Regions from separate parts of the Mus musculus genome. Here region 2 is linked to region 1. The links are chromatin loops, found by intact Hi-C in ENCODE. Cell type or tissue: left cerebral cortex. All regions are shown on one strand. Links, peaks and the distances in the headings refer to the core of each region. The heading gives the core; the rest is flanking DNA. Region 1 holds the start of Gm41370 (a long non-coding RNA gene). Region 2 overlaps Efcab6 (EF-hand calcium binding domain 6).

Region 1 (2,909 bases), core at 144-2,643:
GGATAGTGATGACTGACTTGCTATGTGCTTTTCCTGTGATGTGCACTGGCTTAAGCACTGCATTTGGGCGTTGAACTTACTTGGTCCACCTGGCAGGCTCAGAAGGACCTATTATCGCTTCCACTTGACAGATAAAAAGACCCAAGAATGAGAACTGTTGTAGCTTGCCCCAGACATGTCCCACCCGCTATAGCAGAACACCTGTAGCTGCCACAGCCACTCACCAGAAAGCTCCAGATAATGGTCTGACAGGTGCGTGCTTACTTTCCAGGGTATGGCGTCATGGCAGACGGGACCACCACCTATGTGAACGCGTCGGTGTGCACTGTGAACTATCAGCCTGTGAATCCCCCCATAGTCATCGACCTGCCCACACCCCGGAACTCCTGACTGCTACCCACTCCAGTTCTGCCTACCCATGTCAGCTCTGTATGTCTGGCCAAGAGCCTGGATCCCCTAACCCACTTCCTCCCATGCAGAACAGCCTGGACAGTCCATTTGGCCTCGGGACCAGCCAGCAACGAGTAGAATCCTTGGGATAAAAGAAATCGCCTTTGTCAGCTTTCTGCCGCCTGCTGCTGGGACCTTGAACAGTCCCATCAGGGCCACCAGGCTCATCTCTGTGTTCTGTGTGTGCATCTGCCCCTTTTTTCTAGAGCCTAACACACTCACAGCCCTGTCTCACTTGGGAAATGACAGAAGCTCGGTTCGAAAGACACCCTCCGGCTTTGAGAAGCCGCTGCTCTCGGATGGAATTTGGGAAGTTTTATACAAGATGTCTAGCTACCCAAGTGTGTGGCTTGTGAGCCCCAAGGTTGCGGAAGTGTATGGCCTAGGCTCGGGCAGCTCTTCTCTGGCTGGAGGAAAGGAGATAGACTTGTTCCTTACGTGCATGGGTCTTGGGAATGTTCAGGGACATCTCAGGAATTCCGACAGCCCCCGGCCAGGCCTAGAGCAGATGGCTTGGCTTAGTCCCCCATTCCTTCCTCAGGACCCTGCTGCCAATGTGGACAATGGCTGAGTGTCTCCAGCTTCTGGCTCAGAACCTGGATTTGGGGAGGGGAGCTTTGTTCTTCTGGGTGGCCAGAACCTGCTGGTTACTCATCACAGTGAGGCCATCTTAGATCATCTGGGACCACACTACTTTGTAGATCACGATGGCCAGGGGATTCTGTGGGCTGAGACCTATGCCTGGTCATGTACATGCCCCATGTCTGTGGCATGTGTGTGCTTCTCCAAACCTAACCAGGTTGTTAGCATCTACAACGAGCTCCATCCTCCATGTGATTGATTTTTCCTTCCGAGGGTTCCAGGAAGCTTGTCAGTACCACCAGTAACCGGGAGGTGGCGCAGTTACAGAGCCACCCCGGGTGCTGATGGCAGCTCCACCTCTGGCTGCAGCCTTTCTTGAGCTAGGCCTGGGTGAACCCATCTGCAGAGGACAGAGCCAGCGGGCCCTGAGTCAGGGGGAGGCAGAGTCCATCACTGTCTATTTAAAATGCCCATATTTGTTCTTTGTGGACTCTTTTTTGCACTCATTCCGATTCTTAGTAACATGTCACTAAAATAGTATTATTTGTCCCGACTCTTGATGTTTTACACCCTTTATGTCATGCATCAGACACGAGGGCCTCACTTGCTTGGCCTGGTTCCAGCCTTGGGGACCAGATATCCTGGTACCTTTACTCGGTATAATTTTGTTTTATCTACAGACATTCCTGCAAGGTAGGTACTCTTGCCCTGTTACAGAGATGAGTCCACTGAGAGGAGAGGTCACTTGCCTGAGGATGCACAGCACAAAGGGGGCAGCAGTGGGATTTGGGCCTCCATCTCTGGCCTCACACCCTTCCCATCACCACTGGAGTTCTCTCCCTGCAAAGCAGGGCCTGGGTGGAGAGTCTCGCTTCATTTGGAAGGGTCCTTTTCAAAACTGGCTCTTGTTCATTCTCAACCTCGAGTCCCTCAGACCATCAGGAATCCTGAGCTTTTGGCTCAGCATCCCAGCATCCTGTGAGGCCCACTCCCAATTCTTTCTCTGCGGGTGAGTGAGCTGGGCTCTGGGATGCATTCCCAGGCCACCTTTGGTGCCCTACGTTGGCCAGGGGCAACTGTGCCCCACAGGACACAGGGCTGCAGGAATCTTGCTTGGGCCAAGTGGTCCTGGTGTGTGGGACATTTTACAAGGTCTCTCTTCGGTGCCTCAGATGCATGGCGTGTTTGGGGCAGAGAAAAATACATCTCCCATGTGCTTTCTCAGCTCCACAGTTTCTATATGGACCAAGAACTATAAACTTAAAAAAATTTTCCTAGGGCATCTTCAGAATGCGGCATATTTTTATGTGGAGAAGAAAAGCTGTGGAGGCAGCTGTCTTGAAGAGAAAATTCATTGGAAGTCCTCAAGATTTGAAAGATGGCGGCCTGCTCCTCAATCATTTTGGCATAACTTGATTGTGGCTGTAATTTTTTTTGTCAAGCATGTCAGACAATAAAGTCTTTGTAAAAAGAAAAGGCTAAGTCCATCTGGCTGCTCGTCCTGTGGGTGTGTCCCTGAGTTATGAGGGGGCAGAGGGAGGAAGAACTCCAAGACCTAGTGGCTAAAGACCCCCCCCATGTGACTACTCTCTGCTTGTCTCACCCCATCCCACCCCTCATGGGCACAGGGACTACAGACATCATGGGCAGGACTGGATGTCTGAGCTTCTAAACAAAGCATTGTGGTGTGGCCGAAGTGCTGGGTTTTCCTGAATATGACATGGCCAACCCAGCCATAGGAAGGCAAAAGGTTCATGGGTTGCCTAAGAGCAGCATCCTGGTCTCAAAGTCGCTCCCAGCTACAAAACTTCTACCATTTATTGCTAGCTGTCCATCCAACTATTCATCTTTCCACAGTCAAACACTTACCTGATGAT
Region 2 (2,909 bases), core at 289-2,788, 56 kb after region 1:
AGGCAGACTCTTCAAAAGGGCAAAAAGCAGCCATATTCTTTACCAAACTATCATAAAATAATCTCTAGGTAGTATATTAAAATTCTTCTCCTCTGAAGCCTCTTGATCCAGGCCCCCACAGTTCAAATCACCCCCAACATCACTGTCTCCCATGTTCCTACTGGTATGCTCCACTATACCCCACTTAAAGCATGATTTCCTAATCAAAAGTGCCCAAATCTACATTCCTTCAAACAACAGCATGGTCAGACCTATCACAGCAATACCTCAGTCCCTGCTACCAATTTATACCTTAGTTAGGCTTCAATTGCTGTGAACAGGCACCGTGACCAAAGCAACTCTTATAAAGGACATTTAACTGAGGACTGCTTACAGTTTTAGAGGTTCAGTCCATTATTGTTATGGCAGGAAACATGACAACATCCAGGCAGACATGGTGCTGGAGGAGATGCTGAGAGTTCTACATCTTGATCCTTGGGCAGCCAGGAGGAGACTGGATTCCACACTGGGTAGAGCTTGAGCATAGGAGACCTCAAAGCCACACCTCCACAGTGACCCATGTCCTCCAACAAGGCCACATCTCCTAATAGTGCCACTCCGTATGGGCCAAGCATTCAAACACTTGAGTCTATGAGGGACATACCTATTCAAACTGCCACCACACCTGGCTTCCAGCAGCAGCTGTCCTGGAAAGTGACACCCTCCCACGACTCTCCCTGTTCATCCTTATGCACGACCCCTCTGTCCCACTCTGCCATTCCAGGGAGGGTGATCCAGACCAATGGATGGCAGGTGAGCTCGAGAGTCCTGCTGGGACAGTGGTGGTGGCAGCTCCTGCTCACTGACAGCTGGAACTCTAGCAGTTTCTGGGGCAGCACCCAGATATGGCTCATGCTGGGGTGGAGACCACTTTCTGATCTGTAAAAAGCACCCACCCTGATTTCCCCTGGACCCTGACACTAGAGTGTGGGGTTGAGTTTGGGACTGAGTAGCCCCTCCTTCCCCGGTTCCTCCTCCTTGGCTCCTCCTGGTCCCTAAGTAACATGGTCCCCTTTAGGCTTTCAGCTCTTCTGACATCTTTGTTTCTACATGTTAGAAGCCTTGCATGGAGGCGGGGGAAAGTCAGAAAGTGGAAGGTGTCACTCAGTGATCACGACCCCAGTGAGTGTGCAAACACTGATGCATGCCTCCTGGGAACCTGAGGGTCGATCACCACGTACTGAAGAAAGAGGCCATTCAAAGATAGAATCAGAACCCTAAGCTTATAGCTCACTGCACTGTTAGCCCAGAGCTCACGGCACTGTTAGCTCATATTGTTAGCTTACAGCTCACTGCACTATTAGCTCAGAGCTCACCACACTGTTAACATACCGGAGACTTAGGCATCATCACACGGAGATATCATGATGGGACCTGGTTCAAATTAGCTAAGTCTAAAATGTATTTGAAAAAAATGGCCCTTACATCAAATCCTGTTCGGTTTAAGAGCACCCTGGGAAACTGCTCCAAGTTGTCATGGTGAGCTTATTTCCTCAATGAACAACTTTGGCAGCAGCGACTGCCACCTCCTGGCATGGGCCAGACTGCCTCTGCCTCTGCCACCTCTGCTGAAGGAGAACCCTGAGATCTGCTGCAGAGTAAGCAGGGCCTGAACTATGACCTCTGTAAACATCTTCGCTTGGTACTGCTGCTGGGATACCCACTTCTTCAGAAGCCTGAGGTCCAGCGTGTCCACCCACAGCTGCACTTCTACCAGGAAGGAGGGAGGAGGACATGGGATCGGATGCAACCAAAGAAACCCATCTGCAAGCCCCGAGTCCCCCGAGACCCTGGTGAGAAATTGCACTGAATTGGCCAGACACACAAGAGCAGCCCTGTTACTGACAACACTTACTTTTGCCAAAGCTTCTCAAATTCTCTTGGGGTGAGGGGGATGTCAAAGCCATAGAGCGAGTTCTTGATGTCCCTTCGCCGGAGGATGCCGTTGCCCTCATTATCCGTTTCTATGAAATTCTACAACAGAAGATGGTATTCAGTGATGTACAGACCTGGAGACTGTCCACGGCTTTTGGAACACTCTAAGGTACTTCTCTATGTGGTTGTAAGTCTTTCCGTGTCTGAGGTATGGGGGTGTAGGAGCACGCACGTGTGAGAGGCCAGAGGTCAAGCTCGGGTCCCATGCCAAGGTGCTGTTTGCCTTATGTTTTTGAGATGGGATGTGAGGCTCCCTGAGCTAACCCCAGGGATCATCCTGACCACAAGTCCCCCAGGCACTGAGATCACAAACATGGACCACCATGCCTGGCTTTTTAAAATGTGGGTCCTAGGTATTTATGGTTGTTTGTTTGTTTGTTTGTTTGGAGACAGGGTCTCACTATGCAGCCCTGGATGGTCTAGGCCAGATTGTTCTCAAACTCCCAGATATTTACCTGCCTCTGCCTCTGAGTGCTGGGATTATAGGCGTATGCCACCATACCTGTTAAGCGGGTACCAACTGTGTTCTCTCCCCAACATTTAATATTTTTAATGGAACCAGCTAGCCAGATGTATCCATAAAGGCTGGAGAAGCAGCCCAGCAAGGGAGCATCTGACTATATTTACACTAGGGCCTGGGTTCGATCTTGAGCACAGCAAAATTTATTAAGGTGCATTCATAAGTTACAGCAACTAGATGGGTATACAACCGGGACCAGGACAGAAAAACTGACCATTGGTCAGATGAAGTATTCACAGGCTCTGTGGGAAGGATGTAGGGTGGAGATGGAGCTGCTGGTACTGAGGGAAAGGTGGACCAGGGACACCTGATCGCCCTGCAGAAGAGCTGAAGGCAGGCATGCCCACGGTACACACCTGGTCCTCATCTCAATGTGAAGGTTGGCTCTGATCCCTTGAGGAAAACAGGAGAAGAA

The links. A loop is a pair of places that touch in the nucleus more often than their neighbours do. Peaks named below come from ENCODE experiments on the same cell type or tissue, not always from the same donor. Only the 100,000 strongest peaks of a DNase experiment are listed, where the experiment ranks them.
Region 2: it touches region 1 in a loop (8-fold over the local background); 2 of 42 quality-filtered maps call a loop at or near these places.

Annotation. Positions count from the first base shown.
Region 1 is chr15:83,855,977-83,858,885 of GRCm38, forward strand. It overlaps Mpped1 (metallophosphoesterase domain containing 1), which reads left to right. Exons shown (of 7, transcript NM_172610.3): 7 at 272-2,498. The coding sequence ends at 390. Gm41370 (a long non-coding RNA gene) reads right to left here and starts at 173. Exons shown (of 7, transcript XR_003951468.1): 1 at 1-173. In left cerebral cortex, for the core only: a CTCF peak has its summit at 1,333 (motif pointing right); a DNase peak (open chromatin) is centred at 1,349.
Region 2 is chr15:83,911,684-83,914,592 of GRCm38, forward strand. Efcab6 (EF-hand calcium binding domain 6) reads right to left here. Exons shown (of 32, transcript NM_029946.4): 22 at 1,895-2,013. Among named protein-coding and RNA genes, the nearest start is that of Gm41372, 54 kb to the left of the region's middle. In left cerebral cortex, for the core only: a CTCF peak has its summit at 1,560 (motif pointing left); a DNase peak (open chromatin) is centred at 1,545.